Regions from separate parts of the Mus musculus genome. Here regions 1 and 2 are each linked to region 3. Evidence: chromatin loops called from intact Hi-C (ENCODE). Cell type or tissue: left cerebral cortex. All regions are shown on one strand.

Region 1 (8,000 bases), 210 kb after region 3:
CTGTGCATTATAATTGCACAGTGCTTGTACTATACACGAACTCAGTTTTATAAAATTGAGTTTCATTCCAAAAAACAAAAGCTTTTTAATATGCTCCAATCATCACTCCTCAGCAAGAGTCAAATTAAGTATGCTTTTGGATTACATTATGTCCGAATACTTGATTTTTAAATTGCCATTTTAATTACTGGTCTGATTTTTTTATTAGATATTTTCTTCATTTACATTTCAAATGCTATCCTCAAAGTCCCCTATACGTTCCCCCCACTCTGCTCCCCAACCCACCTCCTCCTGCTTCTTGGCCCTGGCATTCCCCTGAACTGGGGCATATAATCTTTGCAAGACCAAGGGCTTCTCCTCCCAATGATGGCCAACTAGGCCATGTTCTACTACATATGCAGCTAGAGACACGAGCTCTGGGGGGGTACTGGTTAGTTCATATTGTTGTTCCTCCTATAGGGTTGCCGACCCCCTCAGCTCCCAGGGTACTTTCTCTAGCTCCTCCATTGGGGGCCCTGTGTTCCATCCAATATATGACTGTGAGCATCCACTTCTGTATTTGCCAGGCACTGGCATAGTCTCACAAGAGACAGCTATGTCAGGGTCCTATGAGCAAAATCTTGCTAGTGTATGCAATGGTCCCACCTGGGGATCCATCCCATAAACAGACACCAAACCACTGAATCACTGGTCTGATTTTTAATAGAGATTAGCACAGAATTCCAACAATGTCTGAAGTGACCCTAAATTTATTTCTGCCATTTGTACTGTGTGTTTATGCAAAGTGCCATTCTCAGTAGTGATGATTATATAATGAAAACAGTCAACTCTGAAAACCAACGAAGATGCTATCTGCCCGATGTAGCAAATATTCAACTAAGTTTGCATTCCTTCTGTAGAAGTAAGCCAGCACATCCACCTCGTTAGTGTACAAATTTGCTTTTTTTAGTATGTTGAAACAATGAGTGTTTAAAACAATAGACTTTTAGATGTTTTCTTATGAATAGACATTTGATTTGGGTACCTACTTTATGGACCTGTGTATCTGGAATCATAAAACTTTCATGGGCAAAAGGGGTCATGAATTTGAAAAATTTAAGAAACTGTGATATATAATAACTGGCAAGCCTCCTGAGCTGATTTCCTGGGCACGGGAAAATGCTCTCACTCTGCTACCCATGCCACTACTTTCCCTTTGCCATTTGGTGGAGCACATGTGGAAGACGCACACATGCTGGCTTTGCACGGTTATCCCGTAGCCCACAAGGGTTCTTACTTCCCTGGGCCCCATAGGTGGAGAAAGAAAGGCCTGAGTGCACCTAACTCTGTCAGAGCTTTGGTTAGGTCTTATCAGCCTGCACTGCCTATATTTGCTTTTCAATTGCCATCTTCTGCAGCACATTGTCCTCTCTGGCAGCTTATGCTTCCATCGTCAAGCCAGCAAGTACTTCATCCAAGATAATGTATGGGCTAAGAGCTTTAATGTTAAATAGAACTGATTCATGTCTTTCAATTAATCATACGTCACTGCATAAGTCTGCGCGAAGAGTATTTCATTATCATTAATTAAAGATGTAATAATAGTACTGCCTTCTTTAATAAGATTCATGGATGATAACATAAGATAAATTCATATGAAATATTTACTTTGTAAATTGTGATTAAAATGATCAATTCTAGGAAGAACCAGAAAACATGCTCCATGGGAACAGGGAAGTAGGGCTGACGCACAAAAGGAACATTACACATCGAGACCAGGGTTAGTATCATTCAGGAGTTTGTATTTCTAAGATGAGTTTGATGAAGTAAATCACAAAAATGATGTAAGAAGCAGTAGAGGAGAGTAACAGTCAAAAAAAAAGAGACAGAGCATCCAACATTGATGGAATTGATAAGAGCAGGGGCCAAGGGTTCAAGTTACTCAGAATGGAAATGTAGGGTAAGTAGTTGACTCACAAAACACAGGAGTGCTACAGTTAAATCTCCAATGGTATTTGAAAGGATTATGCCCATTGTTTTTTCTTATTAACAGGCATTTAAGCTATAATTAATTGATATCTTATTTATTAACACCCATCCAGTTAGTTATTAAACCCCTTAAAGGTTGAGGCAAAATGTATCCTATTATAAAGGAATTATATTTGTTTGTCAAAAAGCAGAGCTAAAGGAATGGATAAACAGACTGATAGGTGATCTGGTCTATAGATACAGAGACATAGAAATAATGTCACATGATATAAAGATCAAGAGAACTTTTAGAAAAATATCCACAAGGCAAGTATCTCTGAAGAAATAAATCACAGCTAAGAATTTATTTATAGTAACCTTACTGATCATGTATTTACTTGTTATATATACCTTTCCCAGATTAACAATCCACTGATACTTTCAAAATACAACACAACACATTTGCTCAGAGAGAGCTCACCTATGCTAGCCAGAGAGGATGCTGATTTGGCTTGGAATATTTCTATGTGAAGACTATGTAGCCCTCCAGTGTCCACAGCTTCACAGAGACAGTGCCCTGGGGTTAAGGAAAAGATCTTATCCTGTCCTCCACTAAATGATGCCCAAGTATTTGAATATAACAAAAGGGCAGTGTGATAGAGAGGAGAAAGAGGGTACCAAAATTGTAAGAAGAGCAAATGATTCGAAGGATCCATTGGAGTGGAATGGATGGGTAATATGACATGAAGAAATTCTGAAGAAATAATTTAAAATTAAGATTCTGCTTCCTTAGTAGAGAACATATTGCTCATCACTCACACACACACACACACACACACACACACACACACACACACACACATCCTGTTTTTTTCAACATGGACTTGTGTACTGTTAACCATGTAAAAAGCTCTCTCATTCTTAAGCCAGAGAGTGCAACTCTGAAATGCAAAGCTCGTGACTGGGTGTGGGAGGGAAAAGACTAAAATTAGAGAGCCCAACAAGCTCTAATATTAGGGATTTATTTTGAAAATGTCATATCTAATGAGGGCTAGCGAGGAAATTCTTTAAAAATGATTTGCTTGTTTTCCTATGTTAAAGTTTCTTCTCTCCTAAAGAGGAGAAGTTGCTCGCCTCGCTGTGTTATTTTTAAAGTCCTGCAGCCAGTTTCAGAAAAGCGGAATCATCCAGTTAATCATGTAGAAAAAAATTAGATTCAGTCTAAATGAGGAAAAGATGGACCAGGTCAGAGGTAGGGCAATTAAAAAAAAAAATAGCTGGGTGATGTTTCTCATCAGTCTGTCTGTAACTTGCACCCAAATAGTTAACCCACTAAATTAGATATTGCTTACTGAATTTAAAAGGGGTATCATGTCACCATGGTAACTGGGTTTGCTTAAACATAGCTTGAAATGTATGTACAGTCCAAATTAGTGACAGAGCAGAAACTCAGAGAACAGTGCTGAGCGATCAGCTTGCTAAATTTCCCTACAGTGGGGCGTATGCGCTCATGTTTGAGGAGCCTCTCTTTGGAAGGTTTGTCTTCTGAGGTGTTTGTCCCCAAATCTCAGTCATTATTGCCAGGAAAAACAGTCTTTTCAGTTAAATTTGAAATGGTCACATGAAAATGATCATTTGTTTATACCTACAGCTTGATCAGTTGATATGTGGACAGGAATTGTGTGACCTATCATTTAAAACAGCCTTTCAGATGCTGTTTTATTTGGTTCATCTTTTGGAGTATTTCAGATCATCTTTTCTTGAAAAGCTAATCCACAAATAGCATTTCCACCCCCACCTACTCCTCCTTATGATAAAATTGGTAAGAAAACTGCTTCATGTAAATTTAAAGCAAAAAAAAAAAACCTTTTAAAATGAGGAGATATTGCCACAACTTGGCTTCTGACCAAGAAATATCCCTGGCACTTTTCTAATAATTTTTGGATAAAGAGTTACTTCACAGAAAAGCAGAATAGTTCATACTGAGACTCCATTACATAACCCTGGAGAAAATACGTGATTCTTTGAGTTTTTCAAAGCTTTTTTTCTTCTTCTTGACTTTCCTTGTCTTTTCTGAGGAAATGATTAAATATGATACATTTGGGGAAATTTTATATCATTTACTCTTTTATAATTATTAGGACCTTTATTGGATTTGGTCAGTAACTTGCACAATTCCCATAATGCTAGTGGATAGTTAACAGGAAAAAAAGGACAGTGAACCTTGATGTTTTTCCTGATGAGCAACAATGAGCTGTCTTTCTGCTTTGGGGTGCAGGGTGTTTATAATGTTTGTCCAGTGTCTCCATCCAAAGCCTTCACTCAGAAGGGAAATTGCTACAGTGCACTAAGCCCCAATTATCTGCTAGGTATTTAGTGGAAAATAGTACATCATGTTTTAATTCACACAAAACCTTGATAATTAGAAGTCATCTCCACTGCTCAGAGTGGTTGTTTTCTACCCTTACACTGCTTAAATTAGCAAGCTGAGGTGTAATGTCCCAGAACATGTTCTTTTCAGAAGAGACTCAGCTGATTTTGAATGGTGTGTTATGACTGATATCAGCAGGTGGGTAAGAACTCATCTGCGTTGAATATCCACTGCCCTGTACACCATTACACCGAAGTGGTATGCTTTTTCACGAAAACTCTCATCCCTCTGTTAGCTGATCATTATTGTGAGCATCTGGGAGGGCCACTTGGAGGCAGTAGCAGTATGAGCCAAGCACCCGAGCTTCAAGTCATTGGCATGGTTTGCTCTGAGCTGGCATCTCAACCTCTTCCAGAAAAGAACATCATAGAAACATTTTTCCCCTTGCCAGACCATAATATGCCATTGTAGAGAAATACATCTTGTAAATTGTTTGAGGATATGGATGCCCTGGCCTGTGCATACAGTGAGGAGAATGAAACCAGGCAGGGATTCAGCAGACTAACTCAAGCATATTGATGGCAATGGCTAAGGAGACGGAAGCAGTGGGCAAGGGGCAGGCTCACTTCTGAGTTTCAGCATTTATGAAAATAAGGGGAAAGGTCTAGCATCCACACTCATGAATGCCATAACCTTATGCTAAGAGAGTGAAAATGATGAAAACCTGAAGAAGATGCCCCGTGGAAGGGTGAGGGCAGCATGCTGTGGCGTTGATGTGGTCAGCGAACAGAACAGATGGAAATCTACAGGTCCTTGGAAGTCAGCACTAAAGATGACCTTGCAGAAAATCCAGAGTAGTGCTGTCCTCAGTGTGTCTTACAGACTGCCTTACAGTGCCACAAATCAACCAAGAGTCTGTGTGTCCTTCCACACTTAAGAGTTTTGTTTTATAGAAAATGACCTGTAGCTTCAAAATGTGGGGACAGTATTATTTTATAAATAAAATGAAAATGAAATCTCACTTAGCACAGTGTATCTTTCTTCAGTAATCAGTAAATAAAATATATCCCTTTTAACAGTACAAATATTTATGCCTATGTATTCTTCAAAGTCAAACTCATCTTTAGATGTCTGCTAAGAGTCCTGAGAGCTGAGGAGATGCAACCCACATTGAGCTCTGGGTCCCGACTTCAGTTCTGCAAAAGTTTTCCTGTCTATATTTTGAGATTTAGGCATTTCAAAAGCCCACCTTTATTTTCTCTTTAGGTTGAAAACTGCCAATCAGTGTCCTTTCCTAGAAAAGTCTCCATAGCTTAGATCTGTCCAGTGCTCTAGCAAAAAGTGATAAGGCTAAAGGAAATGAATTCATATGTCAAGGAGAAAAGGAGAGTTTTCTGACTAGTTCAAACCAAGAAGCTTTCTGGCATCCAAGGGAAGATACTGAAGCATGAAGCAACACTTTTGCATATCTTGTGCATAATTTGCCTAAGAAAAGTTTCCATTCATTTGAGGCAACAGACAGGACTTTGGATGCAGACATCCATAAGTATAAATGCAGAGCTGCTCAACGCCAGCTGTGTGCCATTGACCAAACTGTTTAGTCTTTTGGTCTTCATAATTTACATAACCTTCTGGGATGTTGAGAAGAGTGAGACAGAGTGTGTGTGGTGAGCCCAGTACAAGGCCAGATGTCGCTCTTAATTGTGTATTCCTTCTGTTTTCAAGTGTGACCCACTTTTTAAAAGAATTTCAGAGTTCTAGAAGTCATGGGTTTCAGAAGAGCCAAGAACACTAGATATCAGATGCTCAGAATTATGACTGGGCAACAGAGAGCCTTATAGGAAAATGATTATGGTCCAAAAACCATAGACTTTGAAATTGTATACCCTTTGAGATTCTTCTAGGAAAAATAGAACAAAAATATAAGAAATACAATAACTGCTTTGAATATAAGTTTTTCTATTGAGGTTGTATGTTTAAAAAGCAATATCCTTATATTAGAAATATGTCAATCTGGCCCACTCATTTATCATAGACAAAAATTCCAGTTTACAACTCTAATCCAATGGTTTCTCTGAGTCTGGGCTGGTAGCATGGCTGCATATGGCAGCTAGTCTCCCAGAAGAGGTTGGCTATGCCATCATTTTGGCAAATATCTTATAACTTTGTGGCCTAGTTGTAGGCCTTTTTGAATATATTTGCTGACTTAATAAAACATTTCTTTTCTTTTGTAGCACAGAATGAGGATTTAAAACCATTCTATTTGAGTAGATGCATCAATTTAATGTCTTTAAGTAAATAGAGTTAAGAAATGGATATATTCTGTGTATAATTAAGATCAAACATTGTCCAGAAGGGATTGATGTTGCTGACACCACCCTCAGGATAGTGCTACAGACAATAACATCCTAGAGTATCCTTTACAGATCTTCCCTCCTCATCAGGGAAGAACAGTGAACTAGCCACTGAGACCACACTGGAACAGAGGGATGCTCTGTAGTCTGCTGCAAACATTTACCCAATAGTGATCATCCATCCATGCTCTTTACAGAGAGGTTGCATCCACAAAGCAACACAGAGAAGATGTGATACTGTGCTCTCAGACCTCAGAGTGGGATGTGCCGTCCACTAGAGAGCTGTTGCTGTTGTTTTTGATGGTAGTGTTTTGTGTTGTCTAAATTTAATTTACAATGGTATTTTCTCTGACCTTACGATTAAGTCAACTGTGGATGTCAACTGTAACAAATAAAAATTGAATTAAACAACTAATTGTGTTTCATGTATGTCTCTATATTGCATGAGTTATATTAAATCCTTAGACTAAAAATTGTATTTCAGAAATTCAAATTTAGCTTGGTAATCTTTATTTTTACAAGTCAACACTAAATAAAATGCACATACAATGGACATTCCATCCACATGTCAAGTAAGTAAAGTGGTTATTACTAATTATTACCCTCTTCTTGCTGAGCAAACTGAACTTCACCCAGGTTTGAGGACTGGCAGTGTCACTCCACAAGGATTCCAAGGGCTCTGCAATTTCAGCCTTATATTCTTAAATCCCTACCTGCTTCATCTGACTTCTATGATACATACATCACAATGCTGCTTTATATAGCTCACCACAGTGTCAAAATTGGAAGTATTGCACAGTATGTAGATTAATCTATTTTCGGCTGAGAAAGATGAAAGGTTAGTAAGTTGAACCAGAAGTAACCTGTCTGTCTTTTAGGTATCTACCTATTATCTATCCATATACCTTCCCTTTATCACCTCATCTATCTATAATCTACCATGTATCCATTTATCCGTCTGTCCTTCCATCATCTGTAATCTGCCTTAGCTATCTGTCTACATCTATGGTGTCATCTATCTACCATCTTTCTCTAATCATTTCTCACCTGTCTACAATCTATAGACCTATAAGCTGCCTATCATCTGTCATGTATCAATTAAATGTCTTTTATATATCTATAATCTATCTATATGCAGCCTATCTATCATGTACCAATCATCTTAGTTATAGTTTTCACAACTAAATAAGGTGCAATCAGGGAAACCATTATACAAAGAATCAAAGCTGTGATAAGGCTTTGAGGTTTAAAACTATGGGTCTATCGAGGACATTTTTTTTCTTTAGCTCTTTAACCAACCTGCCCATTTAACGAAGGCACATAGTTCA
Region 2 (8,000 bases), 79 kb before region 3:
ATGTATCTGACTTATTCCAGGTAGGTATAGGCATGAAGTCAAAGAATAAAACCATGTTGTCAAACAAATACCTTGCATTACTGGCTTAGACCAAGCCTGGGGCTAAGTGAGAGCAGCCAGTGCAGCTCTGTGCCAGATATCCACTTTAGGTTGTTTTGAGTGACGTTTGATTTTCAGTTCTTACTCAGAGGAGCATGGCCCATGGCAATTTGTAACTCACAGGCATGAGAGCATGGAAGTCCAGGTTCTGCATGACAGAACTAAAAAGGAATCCACAGGAAGCGAGTGGGGTCTGTGAAGTGTGCCAAGAGGGCCGGCAACTTAAAATTCTTCAGCTGCGCTGTGCATTACACATCGGCCGGCCCTTCTATGGCTATCACACAGTTTCCCTTTTCTGGGGTTTCCTCTTTTCACTCTCTGCCAGAGAGAGGAGATAACAAAGCATTTCCCCTTGCACATACTGAAATCAATTTTGCCAGTAAGTACGGATCCTAAAATGAAACTGTCTTGACCCTCTCATAAAAGGAGGCATTTTCAATTGCCTGCTGATAGCTGTGAAGTATATATCATTTTTCATACTCTTAGCCTTAGTAATCTGTCAGGTGTCTGGACATTTCATTACCAGCAATGTTTTACCATCTATCCATCTCTGCTCTTCTAGGTGCCTATTTTTAACACAGAGACAATAGATATCAGCCAGTCAATAAAGGATTATCCTGATATACGATGTTTAAGAACAGGTATCCTGGTATCAGATAATGTGGTACATCTGGGTTGTGTTCGAAATTCCCTCTGAGCATTAGAATTTGGTGTCATACATGATGAGGCAGAATTCTTTTCTTTTAAAATAGTATCTACATAACTAGATCATATGATATGTTTAACGATATCAGTATTAAAAACTATGAAAAATGCTATGAAGAAAGAGGGCTTGATAAGGGGACAGAATGACAGGGTTGTACTTTGGGTACAGTTGTTAGACAAGCTGTTCTGGGAAGATTTTGTTTGGACAAGGGCTTAAATGAACTGGGGAAACAAATCATAAAAGCACTGGGAGGGAGGGTTACAGGCAGAGGAAAGAGCAACTGTAAGGATGCAAAAGAAGAAGAAGAAGAAGAAGAAGAAGAAGAAGAAGAAGAAGAAGAAGAAGAAGAAGAAGAAGAAGAAGAGGAAGGAGGAGGAGGAGGAGGAGGAGGAGGAGGAGAAGGAGGAGAAGGAGGAGAAGGAGGAGAAGAAGGAGAAGGAGAAGAAGGAGAAGAAGGAGAAGAAGGAGAAGAAGGAGAAGAAGGAGAAGAAGGAGAAGAAGGAGAAGAAGGAGAAGAAGGAGAAGGAGAAGGAGAAGAAGATGATGAAGAAGAAGGAGAGAGAGAGAAAGAGAAAGAAAGAAAGGGAAGGGAAAAAAGAGAGAGAGCATGAGAAATAACATAATTTCATGGATAGAGAAGATAGAGTGTAAACAATATTCCTGTCTCTCTTAGAAACCATTTGCCATCTAATTCAGCCAACATCCCAGTAAGATGAAGATCCTCTATGATGCAAGGCAGCAGTCCTCCAAGTATGGTCTTGGTACCAGTGTTAATAGCAGTTTTGGAACCTTATAAATAGTACTCATTATTGGACTCCACGCCAGACTCTTGCAGGATATTTGCTCATACCTTGATCCATAAGACTGTGTTATTTACTGAAAAAAGAACAAACACTAAAACCAAACCAACCAACCAACCAACCAACCAAATAAACAAAAATACCAAAACCAAACTGTTTTTAGTTGTGGTGTGGCTCAGCCCTTAGTATACACACCTTTAATCCTACACACCTTTAATCCCAAACAATGAAGGTAAAGTTAGTTAGTCGAAGGAAGTACCCATGTCTGAAAGTGATGTCTAATTGAGTGGCAGATCAAGTAGCAAATCAGAGAAAGATTTGATAGGATACACCCAACACTCACAAGAAGAGAGAGGAAAGGGAAGCTATTTAAGGGGCAGTGCAGAGAGAGAAGGCAGTTTTATTGCAACAGTTATAGAAAGACAGGTTGCAGAGGGAGAACAAGCTAGACATAGATGAAGACAGAATGAGCCAAAGAATGAGAAGGAACCAAGAGACTGGAATATTGCCACAGTTGGTGTGAGTCTAAGCAGAGCAATTCAGAGGCAGAAAAAGAGACACCAGATTGAATCAGTTAGCTTGGAGAGGAGTTTGAGTCAGAACAGCTCAGTTGTACCAACCTGCCAAAGATCAGAAGGAACAAGAAAGGGGAAACCTATTCAGCAGCAAGTCTCAGAGGCTGAAAATATTCTAGGCCTAGATAAGATTGTACAGAAGTGCTAGCAAGCTTCCAGGACTAGGCCTAGGTTAGCAGATGAAGGCAGTATGCCTCTGAGATGACATTGAAATCAGGTGAATAAAAGTTACTATTACACCAGACCTAGTAAATGAGAATTTCTAAGGGAATGGCCCAACATTTTGTTTTAATTAGACTCTCTGATGATCCTAATGTACATTGAAATTCGACCACCACTTTCAGTGATGGTTGAATCTTGTCACTACTAATAATTAGATATGACCTCACCAGCTATAAACTCTGTGCTTCACGTAGTCTCTCTGTTGTACTCTCTCTCTCTCTCTCTGTGTATATACATATATACTTGTGTGTTTTCATATATATATGTGTGTTTTCATATATATATATATGGATGTTTTTATTATATATGTGTGTATATATTAAATATACATATATGAAAATGAATAAAAGCAGAAGTGAACTAACATTATCCTATTTGTAGATTAAATGGTCTCATCTATATAAAAGCTAGAAAATGATGCTTCAAGTTCCTATTACAAACAAGTGCTAAATGACAAGGTAAAGAAGACAGATATTTCCCTGGTTCACATATAGCAAGATAAGACAGGCAGTTGGGTACGCACATTCTCAATTGATTGAATATAGAATTTTTCATGATGGCATAAAGTTGGGGATCAAGGAAGAAAGAGGGTAATTATGACTGGGAAGAGCAGAGATGCGGGGTCACTTTCCTAGATGTGACATATCTATACAGAGCCAAAGCTATCCTTAGTCTTGACATCATGGAAAGGCTGGGATTACTGAATTCCTAAGAAGAAATTATTTTTGTATATATGCATGAGACATGAAAGTGCCAGCCATCAGCTACATTATTGCAAGCAATAAGAGCCAGACTTAATTAAAGAGGAAACTGTAAGATATTAATCATTGAGAACAAGAAAAATAAGGACAGAACTGAGCACAGATCTTAAGGGGCCTTTACATTTCTAGTATACAGCCAACATCAGTTTCCCTACTTTTCTCTCATTCTTGTTTTTGAAGGAAATCTGGAGGCAACCACATTATTTTGATAATAGCAGGAACAAGGGAAAGCAAAGGCAGGAATACGTCTGGAAGTGGAGCCCAGACAGAAAGACCCTTTAAGGGTTCAGCTTTCCCTTCTGTTCTTATTCCTTCCTTCTCCTGTTGATGTCCAGAATGACAAGCTGTCAGCCTTTGGAGAGACAGTGGGAGGGGCAGAAGGAAGGTGGGAACGGAAACAAAATGGAGGCAAAGGTGAGAGAGGCTCAGGGAGTCCCTTAGAGATTCTCTGTTCTTAAGGCCTGGCTGCCGGGAGCAGAGTTTTTGACACTAAAGTAGCAGAGTCTTGGAGTTTGAATCCTTTGTGGCACATTATTTATGACTGAGTTCTTTGTAAGTAGTTATTTTTAATGACTTTGTTCCCACACTAAGCCCTTGGTACCACTGTGCTAGCACAACCTTGTGAAACATTGACCACTTTGTTCTGTTTATAAAGGATGACGGATTTACAGTGCTGAAAATAAAACCCACAGAGTCCATAAAGCCCACACTCTTGGTCCCAGCTCTTACCTCACTCCGCATTTAAACAGGTTTCCCCAGCCACAGTCATAACCATGGTTTGGTGCCTTGCTCAAAGATGGAGGCTTGCAAACGGTGACACTCTCTCCCAATTAGAGGCAAAAGCATGGGCTTCTCTCTGTTCCTGTTCTCAGGTTTCCTGGTGGACAGGAGGCATGATGAGGCTTTATATAAACATTACCAGTGTGCATTACCTCTGGGTAGTTTGAGGTTTGAAATTTTCCACTCTTAACAGACACTTAGCACATTTCCAAGAGAAACAAAGAAGCCTTACTTTAGCACTACATAATGTGTAGTTTCAAATATAATTAGATTGCATACACATAGTCACACTCAGGGAGACATAGGATGTCAACTCCTAATTTGCTACCAAAAACATTGTCTCCAGTTATTTTCCAGAGATTAGAGTGGTAACTTCAGTAATTGAAGAGGGGGATAAACAAAGTTAGCATCAAATTATAGTCTGACAAAACTTTAAATTCTGCATTTTAAGGTCTGTATGAGCTCATGTGTCACAGGTCCCAAAATAAATAAGTGTCCGAGTGCCTGAGAGGAAAACAATGGTATAGTTAAAATCATCTATGTAAATGAGCAAATGAGTCAAGTGCCCAGAATGCCTTCTGCTAGGGGCAAAGCTAAATTATAAATAGGGAAATGTCCCACTTAATGTCCCTTACCTACAGGAAGATTGCGGAACAACCACAGAAACACAGACTTTTGCTCTATCTGTGACATAATAATAATCCTGTTGGGAAAGCATGAATAACTTTGAGTTATTGATACTGTAGGTTATGAGTCCTGATTAGAGACTGGTTAGTGCTAATGCTTTTGGCCTTGAATAAGACCTGAAAGAAATCAAGCCTGTAAAAATTGTAACATGAATCAGAGGAGCACACGTGGCCCCCACTCCTCGCTGAGGAGCTATGGATGGCTGCTTTGGTGAGAGTCATTTCTCTTTAGGGGGATGTCCCCTTGGTAGGCTGCTCATGCATCAGTGGATCGTTCTCCACCCAGCAGAACACAGGCGACACTAATTGCACTAAGTAGGTTATAAAAGCAAAGAAACAAAACCCCAAAAGAGATCAGGTAGCAGAGAGGAGAGGATTCTGGAAGGAGTTGGAGGGCCGGATGGATACGATCAAATTACAGTATATACATGGATGGATTTTTTAAAAGAATAAATGAAAACAAAACCAATCCAGAAACTGAGACACATAAAGAGGAAGTGATACGGAAGACTGGCTCTCTGGATAAAGCAGTACAGAACAGGAAACAAGGTCAAAGCTGGGCAACAAGCACCAAGAAATGGGATGCCTTCCATCCTCCCTCTTTTCTTGAGACAGGGTCTCACTAAGGAGCCTTGGCTGGACTCAAACTTGTGATATAACCAGGCTGGCCTTGAACTCAGAGATCTATCTGTACCTTCCAAGTGCAAAGATTAAAGGTATGTGCCACCATGCTTGGTCCTCAACTTCTTTGCCGTAGCCTAGAGGTCCTGCCTCCCCGGCCTGGCCTCTTACCTCTCAGTTCTCTCCCATAACTACTGTAGCCCATTCCACACTTGCTGGCATCTGTCCACCTTGAGCCTCTTTGCTGCAGTTTAAACCTGCTGGTGATGCTTCTGCCCGAGGGCACTTCATCTTTCTGAAATGAACTCTTCCCTTGTAGGTCGGATGTGTTTTGTTTTGTTTTGTTTTGTTTTGTTTTGTTTTGGTTTGGTTTGGTTTGGTTTGGTTTGCTTTGCTTTGCTTTGCTTTGCTTTGCTTTGCTTTGTTTTCTCATTTATACCACCTTGGTCAAAACTTTCATTTGAGTAAGTAAGGCATTTCATGACTATCTCAGTCGCATGGGCCAAGATGTTTACTGCCTTGCCCGAGCATGCGCAGTGAGGCTGCATGCGTGGGCTGCCTGCCAGGCTGGACTGTTCCTCGTGATCCGGACCTGTCAGCCTATCGGTGACCGACGTGAGCTCATGCCTGGAGTGTGTGTGAATTCTGATTGGATGAGGTGGGCTGGAGATAGATGAGGTTAGTTAGCACGAGGATAGTAGAAGTTGTTGTTGTTCCCGGGAGTTAGTTAGGAATATAGCCTTGCCCTAAGTAGAAGTTGTTTAGCCCTTGCCCTAAGTAGAGGCTAGTTGTAGTAAGAGAAGCTGTTGTAAGGGGAGTTGTTCTAAGAAAAGCTGCAAGAAGGAGAACAAGTAAAGAAGCTGTTGCGTAAACCCGACTTGGGTCGTTCTTGTCTTTCCGGCTCGAAGGACCTGAGTAACAACTATCTTATTTAAATTTAAATAAAATTAAATTCATTTAAATTTTTTCATTGATTCTCAAGATGCTCTGGTCCCTTCCATTCTTGGCCTTTTACTCTAGTGGTTATTATCCCTTTTCAATGACAATTATATATTTTGTTTCTTTATGTTAGCTATTCCATGGGTGACTAAAATATTTGGTGTAACATATATAGTTATTCAATAAATACTCATTCAAATTTTTCTTAAAAGACTTTTAAATATCAATTAGCACTTAAACACCCAGCCCACTGTGGATACTCATTATGAATGCTTACAAAAATCAGGGTGTTCAAGGAGAACATAGCCCAGAGGTACAGATATAGGTCAATAACCATTCAGAACTAAAGAGATGGGAAAGTGGCCTGAGGATACAGGTTCTCTGGGGAGATGGATATCCTATGCTATGGCCTTACCACTCTATAGAGCAGTTAGCCAGTTATATCTGTACCTAGGCCACAAAAATGTCATACTATAATGCTTAGTAGCAATTACTTAGGAAAAAACCTAAGAAGGGATTCAATAGAATTTAGCAACCATCATTATCTTAAATTTATTCAATATTCATAAATACTTCAAAATTCCAAAGATACCCCATGGAAAAACACATCTGTTTGACAAATATTGATGCTGCTGATATGAATTTTATTAATGCTGCATATGTGGTTTGCTGTTCTTAGCTTTGGGGACTCAATAACAGTTCTTTGTAAATGCTAGTGTGACTTTATGTAGGCCAAAGACTCACTGTGGACAGTTTAACTTGTCAAACTTGGGTCACAGGAAGAATGTACACAATGCAACCGAAGAAATGGATGGGTGGAAGGAGATCAGCCAGTGGGTCCTTCTTTCTTTCCCCTCAGAGCTGAGAAATACAATGCACTGGGGCCTTCGGCCTGGTTTGAAGGTTGTCTGAGACCTGGGTCCTGTGACTGTGTCACAATACATACTATACTGCTATCTACCATGCATTTCTTTGAACAGCTCTCTGACTTCAAGCTTGTCTCACTGGGGAGGCAAATTGGGATTAAGTAAAATGTGTAAGTGATCAATAGTTTTGGTAGATAATACTACCCTAATGAACGGACTCAAGACTGTCTCCCAGGCTGGCATGAGTCATTTCACATTTAGAGATACTGTAGGGGCTTCGGATGCACCAAGGAGTCATATTCCTCCATAACAGCATGGAGTTATTTCTAACGGCTCACTGGAGAGGTTGAATCAGAAGAATGACACACCATCTCAAGAACAGTGTCCTAAAGAGGCCTATAACTGCCTCTCTGCCCTGTTATTTTCAGGGAAAACTTCTCCCTATGGCATACAGGTGGGAGAAGATCATCTTTTAAAAAAGAGCCAAAGCATTAGGTTAGGAACATCTTAGATAGCCAGACTGCATCCTCGAGGTCCTGGAACACTCCTAGTTAGAAGCAGGTCCATGATATTGTGTCTTCTGTTCTCCTTGACAAAGGTGGTGGGCTAGAGTGATGGTTTCATTTCTGTTAAAATGAATCAATGGTTAAAGCATGTGTTCCAACCCCCAGGGGAATTCAATTCCTCCCTGTTATTAGACGCGTTCTCACGACCGGCCAGGAAAGACGCAACAAACCAGAATCTTCTGCGGCAAAGCTTTATTGCTTACATCTTCAGGAGCCAGAGTGCAAGAGAGCAAGCCAGCAAATGGCGAAACCCCATCCCTTTTTAAGGAGAATTATCCTCCACCTAGGATGTATTACTCCCTGATTGGCTGCAGCCCATCGGCCCAGTTGTCATCACGGGAAAGGCAGAACACATGGTGGGAAAACTGCCCCTGCATGT
Region 3 (8,000 bases):
TGAGAAAAGAGAATATCAGGAGATGAGGTATAGGGAGAGATATGGGTGTGACTCTGTTCTACCTGAATAGAATATCTTTAGAAGCCAGTCTCCGTATATGGCAGCTAGACACCAGAAAGAAAATGCCCTATATTCAAGGCACTCAGAATGAAACCATACATAGAACAACCAGGATTCAATCAATTCTTGGGTAAAAAATGAAAGTCAGGGGCCAGTAGATGAAGAAAGCTATAGAAATCTCTAAATGGACCAGGAAGTGAGTTAGGGGAGACAGACCATTGATAGTGCAAAGGAAAGAACAGAAAGCCAGAGACCTTAGAGTCATCTAAAAGCAGGCAGCATTGCAGGAAGACTGGCCCTGGCTGACATGGTTAACTGGCCAAAAGGGAAGGGAAGAAGGCTGCAGTGAGAGGAGATATCTGCTCCTCACTCTGCCCAGGAGTAACAGCATTCTTTTCCAGGAGCGGTCACTTCACAAAAGCACACAGCGAATGAACTAACCTGGGCAAGGGCGCAGAGTCAGTGATCAGGAACAGAGCAGCAGTTTAGTTAGGTGAGTTCAATCCTGGGCCAGGATGCTGAAGTGGGAGCCTGGCTGAGGATCCAACAAATCTCATAAGAAATGAGATTTGACTAACAGTTGGACATAATGGTTGAGCAGAAAATAATTTTAAAAAAGGATTCTAAAATGTTGTCTAATCACTTAAGAAAAATGAAAGTGGTGTTATCTCAAAACTAAGATGGTGAGATGATTTATTCTAATAATTCTATACAGTCATGGTGGTATATTTTCAGACTGAGAGCTGAGTAGTGTTTTTTATATACTCATATATAGACATTCAGTTCTTCATATGATACTGAAAGGCAAAAACTAAAACTTTATTTTTATAAGCAAGAAAATGAAGGTTCAAAAGGCCCCAATACTTTTTGTAAAAAATACATAACCTTAAGTTTTTATGACTGCCAAGATGAAATCCCTGGGCCGCTTCTATATTTTATGAGTGGAACCTGAACTGACAACAGGACCTCCAAGAGCCTATGTCTTAAGCAAAGTATAAAGCGGGCTGGAGCTGGGGGAGAGGAACACTGAGTGCCTGGGTGTAGAAGTCACCACAGTTAGCTGAGCTTGGAAGTAGGTGATTACCTTAGGGCTGAGAAATATGAGGAGAAGAAAACAGAGAGACAAAACCCCACAAAATCCAAAACCCCCGGAACCTCAAATCATGAGAGCCACTTGGAATGATGGGTAGAAAGCAGTGAGGGGCATGCCAAAGCTAAGACAGAAATAGAGCGTCTGGAACTGAGTTGTTAAGAAATCACAGCCATGTGGATCAAAAATGTCCAGTAGCTAAGGGACTGGCTGGCTGACATCTAGAAGCCCCATTGAATGTTATATGAATGAAGTATATTCTAGGAAGCGGAGACTGCTTGAGAGTGTCAAGAAGGAAGGGCAGGTGGAGGGAGACAGGCAGTGGAGAGCTTAGACAGCAGTTTCTACAGAGGACAGGAGTCTGGTTATGTTTTGCCAGATGGAGATCCTAGGAGTTACCTACTGTTTGGGGATCAAATATATGGAGCATGTGAAGTCTATCTCTCAGTGTTAAAGGATCACATTTGTCTTAGCTTGGGACACCATAATGAATAAGAGACCAGGGACTGAGTGAACAAGAGTATGTGTCTCATGGTTTCAAGGGCTGATAAGCACACATAATCCAGACACTGTCTTATGATAGTTCAGTAAGGATACTATTCTAGTTTCTAGACAGTTGCACTCTTCCTTTGTTATCATATGGAGTGTCTGTTGTGAGGAAAACGGAGATCTCTAGACTCTTCTAGTAAAGACATTACTATCAACATGAGAACTCTTGAGCCCATGACTTAATCTGAATTATTTTCACTCCCAAAGACCTTATCTTTAGGCACCAACGTGTTGAATGTATGAGCTTCAACATATATGTTTGAAGGTTGTGAAGGTATAAAGATTCATTCTACAGCAATGACCGGGGGTGGGGTGGGGTGGGTTGATCATGTATTGTCTGTATTCAATTGACAAAATTCTTCTTCACTGTCTCACGTTGACCCTCCCCAGCTTGATTTTGCAGTCAACAAAGCACACTAGCAAAAACATCTATAATTTTGAAAATATGAAAATTAGTGATATGGTTTTTTTTTCTAACTAAATCACCAACCAACTGAGATTTCTGAAGATGAAAGAGAGCTATATTTCCCAGCAATACTTGACACTTACCTAGAATCTTTGTTCTTTTTTGTTTACCTTTGGTTCTAAAATGGAGTAGAGAAGGCCTGACCCCCTCTGTGCTCATAGAACTGGGAGAAAAGGGAGCCCCAGAGGCTGCTTTACGCCTCAATTCCTCTGTCTCCGGATACTAAGCTGTTCCCACAGTTGCCTGTATTTCCACAGGCAGCACACTTTAAGCTCCATATGCCATAAGCAAATGGATTTAGGAAAGCAGATATCTGCATGGTTGATACACTCAGCATCCTTTGTTAGGCAGTGTCTCTGTCTCCTAGCAACATTGTAGGGAACTCCATCAGGGGTATGAAATTAGATGTCCATGTAGGCGGAATACCTGTAGAGTGTTCAGTTTTATGAAAAGCTTTCACTAAAAATTATATGTATTATGCAAAATGCTACAGTAACATAAGGTTAAAGTAGAAATTGTTCAACTCCCACACGAGCAATTTAAGGTTCCAACAGTACCCAGTAGCCAAGAGTCTACAGTGTACAAAAAAGAAGGAGAAAGGCTTAGAAAGACACTGTAAAAGACACTGGAAATCCAGATAGGATAACAACCCAGAAAAATTTCTTTCTCAAAAAAGCATGTCAGGGAGGTGGGGCAGGGAGGCATCTTGCAGGTTCTTGTTTTGTGAAAAAACTTCTCTCAGCTTTGGGAAAGAAGAAAATGAAGTATTTTGGCCTCCAAATAAGCAACAAACCAGATGGAAATATGAAATTCCAGAAGAAATTCCAAGGAGCTCTTTCCTGCAGGTACTGACGGCCCTCACACATCAAAACTCCACACAAGCAGACCTACTCTTTGCTACTTCATTTCTCACAATAGGTGACTGTCAGCTGTCTATCTCACCAATGAGATGCAATCAAATTAATTCAGGTCTAAGAAGAACATGTCCTGGGATCATTGTGTGACCAGCCTGCCCAAGAAAATTCTTATAAAATGATGGGTACTGCACATGGTTTCTGCCTCATTCATGCAAGGCTTGTGAAGAAAATTGTACCTACCACGAGTGTGTAAAGTTTCCTACAGCTCTTTAGAGAATGAAATAAACTTTTTAGTTGTTTCATTTATGTAGTTAGTTTGATTTACATTCCTAGACACCTTGTAACTAATTTTATTAAGTACTTATTGTATACTATGCAGTCTTCTGAATTGGAATATACACACAAACACACATACACACACACACACAAACACACACACACACAAACACACACACACACACACACACACACACACACACACACACACACACACACTGCATATATGTATGTATCTAGCTGCATAAGATTGACCTTATTTGTGCTAGGTACTGTGTCTGATGCTGGAAAAAAAATACTGAAAAGGACATGCTGCCAGTGTTGATACAGAACTCACAGTCCTGAGAAAGATGGACAAGCAATAAAAATTAAAGCTAAGTGCTGTCAAAGAGCATTTGCTTAACAATATATGTGCATTCAAATAACGAAAGCCCTTTTCCTCTTAATTTAATTACCCTCTTCAAATATAAATTATAATTAATAATTGCGCTGGTTATATTTATGCTCTATTCTTTTGAAGAACAAAAAAGCATTTCAAAAGTCATGACAGAACATTCAATGCAGAGATTGGTGATTAAACAAAGGATGGTTTCATCACTCTGGCAGTGTTTGAAAAACCTGGAGCAGGTAGCTGGCTCTTCGTTTTAGGTCCCTTAATTTGTTTATAGACTCCACTTCCTCAGGGCTGGAAATGGAAGGTTGAAACAATGATCTCCTTAGGGTACTCCAGATTTCTCCTCCCTGCTAAGTTAGATCAGGACCAGATCTCTATGAGTGTTATGTGAACCAAAGGACCAAACTCCAGCTTCCTTGAAAGGGAGAGGAAAAGAAAAGACATTCCAGGTTGAGGTGTCTGCTACAAACTTGATGCACTCTAGAAAAATCTTTCTTTGAAACTATTATAAATTTTAGGTGTATTAGTGCATGTAGACTGAAATAACAAAACACCCTAAGCTAAGTTTCTTATAAACAACAAGAACTAGTAGGTTTGGGAAGTTCAGTATCAGAACATTTGTGGACCTGAAGCCCAGTGAGTCATCTTTCTGGTTCAGAGTTGATAATGCCCTTTCTTCATATGGAAGTAGCAAGGCCTGTTTTTTAGATGCCCTAATCCCATCAGCGAAGCCCTCACCATTATGGCCACATCTTGGAAGCACATTGACAAATAGAAGCTTTCATATATGAGTTTTGGGGAGACATAAACACTCAGGATTCCAGAAACACTGGTGATCTGACCCTTACTGATTGCATTGTCTAGAACTGGGAATTACCTTGCTTTGGCAAACACAAGCTTTGGCATGTGACTCTCAAAGAGCAAAGTACATGAATTCACTCAGACCACTGAGATGGAGTGAAGATTCAAAGAGAACACTAGGAGATGATTGGCACATGGTGCAGGCCATGCCTCTATCAGTGGTATCCAAAGCAGAGTCCCCACAAGAGTGTTTTTACTGGGGCTTCAGTTCTTTGGACTAAGGTACAAATTTTCTTCTCCATAATCTCATAACTTCTATAACCTGACACCTCCTAAAATATCCTTTTTTTCTGTTTAAGTTAATCTGAGTCAGTTTCTGTTTTTAAGTGATGAGAACTTTGACTACTATGGGTAGGAAGCTAGATCACGAATCATGGAGGAGAAAGGCTATATCAGGTATAACAGCAACAAGGCTAAGTTCTTAGAGAAAAGATTGGCAAAGATGAATTTCATTCCCTAGCTTGACTTCTGTGTTTATGGTTGAACGAGGATCACTACCGAGTAGAAAGGCTGGCTACAAATTCAAATGTTAACAAATATCCACCGAGGTTATGTTCATCCATTAGCCACTACAAATAGGAAGACCCAATATAGGGAATCTACTTGTACTAGCTCTAAAAATACTTCTTTAAAAAAATGTGTTACTTTGGTGAGTAGTACATGGTATGGAAGTATGTAGTTGCATGTGTATGTTCATGTAGAATTCAGAGGACAGACACCTTCAAATATTTCTCAGGTGTTATTCACCTTGTCTTTGGCTAACCTGGAATTGTTCTTATAGAATAGGTGGGCTGGCCATTGAGCCCTGGGGAATTGAATGCATATGCATCACTGGGGCAGCTGGGATTATGAGCACTTTCATAGTACCCAGCTTTTTTTTTTTTTAAAGATGAATTCTAGACATTGAGTTTATCCTCATGTTTGTATAGTGACCACCTTTCCCACTAAACTAAAATCTCATCCAAAGGGGCATCTGTTCAATTTTTCAGTCTATCATAACTCATAACTGACTTGAGCCAGATCTGCTAACTAGACATGAATGGAATAATGGTAAACACAAAAAATGCAACACCCACCTTCCTCATAATTAGAGATGAGTAAGACAACAGTAAATAAATAATAATATATACCATTGCTCTTCATTTTGTTTTTATGGATTCATCTGCTTACTGAAAAACATTATCCCTCTAGACAGTTCCAGAATCCTGGGAGGTGAAAGACTCTCAGGACTCAAAAGGAAGGACCTTCGATGTAGATTCTTCCTCCAGTAGAAAGACAGGACATCAAGTGGATAGATAGGGTTGCCCTCCCCTAGTCAAAAACTTTGACCTAGAATTGTTCCTCTCTAAAAGAATTGCAGGAACAAAAACGGAGAAGAGACTGAGGGAAAGGCGGTCCAATAACCAACCCAACTTGAGATCCATCTCAAGGAGAGGCTCTAAGGCCTGACACTATTTACTGATGCTATGGTATGCTTACAGACAGGAGCCTATCATGGCTACTCTCCAAGAGGCCCAACTGACTGAGACAGACACAGACAGATACATAGACCCAAACAATGGATTGAAGTTGGGGATCCCTGTGATTGAATTAGGGAAAGGCTGGAAGAAGCTGTGAAGGACAGCAATCCTATAGGAAGACCAGCAGTATCAACTAACCCAGACACCTGAAATCTCTCAGACACCGAGACACCAGCCAAGCAGCATACACTAGCTGATATAAGGACCCTGACATATAGGTAGGTAGGTAGGTAGATAGATGGATGGATGGATGGATGGATGGATAGATAGATAGACAGACAGACAGACAGACAGACAGACAGACAGACAGACAGATAGATAGATAGATAGATAGATAGATAGATAGATAGATAGATAGATAGATAGATAGATAGATAGCAGAGGGTGGCCTGGTCTGGCCTCAGTGGGAGAAGGTATGCTTAATCCTTGAGAAACTTGAGGTCCCAGGGAATGGGGAGGCCTGGCAGAAGTGGGGGTGGGTGGGCACATCCTCATGGAGACAAGAATGAGGAGGAATGGGGTGAGGAACTGTGTGAAGGTGGACTAGTAGAGGGTTAATGACTGGACTATAAAATAATAAAAGTAATAAAAAAGAAGGAGGAGGAAAAGGAGAAGGAGGAGGAAGAAGAAGAGAAGAAGGAAGAGAAGGAGGAGGAGAAAACTTGTAAATATCAACTTGAGAGAGAGAAAGGGAGACAGAGAGAGAGAGAGAGAGAGAGAGAGAGAGAGAGAGAGAGAGAGAGAGAGAGAGAGAGAGAAATATTTGTAATTTCCAAACCAGTCCATGATAGACGGATGCAGGGGCTGTAGATGCTTGAACTCACCAGACAGACAAGTTGCTAGAGGTTACTCTGTCTAAATGGAGCTCTCAGGCAGAAAGGACTAGAAAGGGGCAACAGTAGGGGAAAAACAATGCAAGGAGTATCGACTGTTGCCAACTAAATTGAGTTGGCATCCCAACCCCAGCTCTGATTAGCAAGGCAGTCACTTTCTGCTTGGAGCAATGTCTCAGAAAGTGATAATTCAGTGATTAGGACAAACCATGGTGAATAATGAGAACTGCCCATAATAAATCTTCATAAAATGACAGACACAGGTGTTATGGTGGCAGAACACAGTAAAACAGTAATTGAATCAGGAGACCAAGAAGGGCAGTGTAAAAAGAAGCTGCATTAAATCAATCTCTGAAATATGAGTAAGAAGTTAGGTGGCAAAGTTTTTTTATAAAAAGAAACAGTTTGTGCTCTACCCACTACCTACGGCTGCAAGTGGGCAATTATGCCTATGAATGTGGCCCAGCATAAAACTGTACATGTATTTTTAAAACTTTAAGGGATTTTTTTGATGGTTTTTTTTTTTTTTGATGGGGGCTAGTTTTCTGGCAACTCATTTGTGTATTTCTCAAGTATCATGGCACAATATCAAAGAGTCAGACATCTATGTGCAGAGTAACTGAACCAGCACTTAGCATGATGTGGACAGGTGGGGTGGGGTGGGGTAACAGGAGAGATAGCGCCCTGACAAAGAGAAGTTATTTCATCCACACCAAATGCCTTAGTTCTGCTCTCAGGAGAGTGAGAAGCTACTGGAAGACTGTGTGTAGAGCCAGAGTCTAGCCAGATCTTACTGGCTGCTTCTGTGTTTGTTTGGCAGAATGAGCTTAGATAAATAAGACAGACAGGAAGAGATGGGGCTCAGAATCTGCTGCCCCAAATCAACATTAAGATTACTTCTTGGAAATATATGTATAGTTCTTCTTTTAAAATTAATGCTAAAAGTACTTTCTAAGAAGAAAAAGAAGAGAATTTCTAAGTTTTGACAGAATCAAAGTGCAAACTTAACATATCACTTTTGATATAGGAGGGCAAATCAGTTAAGACATCATTATCTGTGTTTGTAAAGGAGGGGTTGTTGTCTTCACCTCAGA

What was found. Hi-C counts contacts between places; a loop is a spot of excess contacts. Peaks named below come from ENCODE experiments on the same cell type or tissue, not always from the same donor. Only the 100,000 strongest peaks of a DNase experiment are listed, where the experiment ranks them.
Region 1: it touches region 3 in a loop (5-fold over the local background); 3 of 42 quality-filtered maps call a loop at or near these places.
Region 2: it touches region 3 in a loop (5-fold over the local background); 2 of 42 quality-filtered maps call a loop at or near these places.

What each region holds. Positions count from the first base shown.
Region 1 is chr3:136,991,557-136,999,556 of GRCm38, reverse strand. No RefSeq gene overlaps it. Among named protein-coding and RNA genes, the nearest start is that of 1700006H20Rik, 40 kb to the right of the region's middle. In left cerebral cortex, a CTCF peak has its summit at 4,647 (motif pointing right); DNase peaks (open chromatin) are centred at 3,709, 4,644, 5,011, 5,860 and 3 more places; H3K27ac peaks cover 3,595 bases.
Region 2 is chr3:137,285,659-137,293,658 of GRCm38, reverse strand. Gm567 (predicted gene 567) reads right to left here and starts at 4,042. Exons shown (of 3, transcript NR_163863.1): 1 at 3,893-4,042. In left cerebral cortex, no CTCF peak of the experiment used is centred here; a DNase peak (open chromatin) is centred at 3,976.
Region 3 is chr3:137,206,440-137,214,439 of GRCm38, reverse strand. No RefSeq gene overlaps it. Among named protein-coding and RNA genes, the nearest start is that of Gm567, 79 kb to the left of the region's middle. In left cerebral cortex, no CTCF peak of the experiment used is centred here; DNase peaks (open chromatin) are centred at 2,566, 4,860, 7,330 and 7,614; H3K27ac peaks cover 2,608 bases.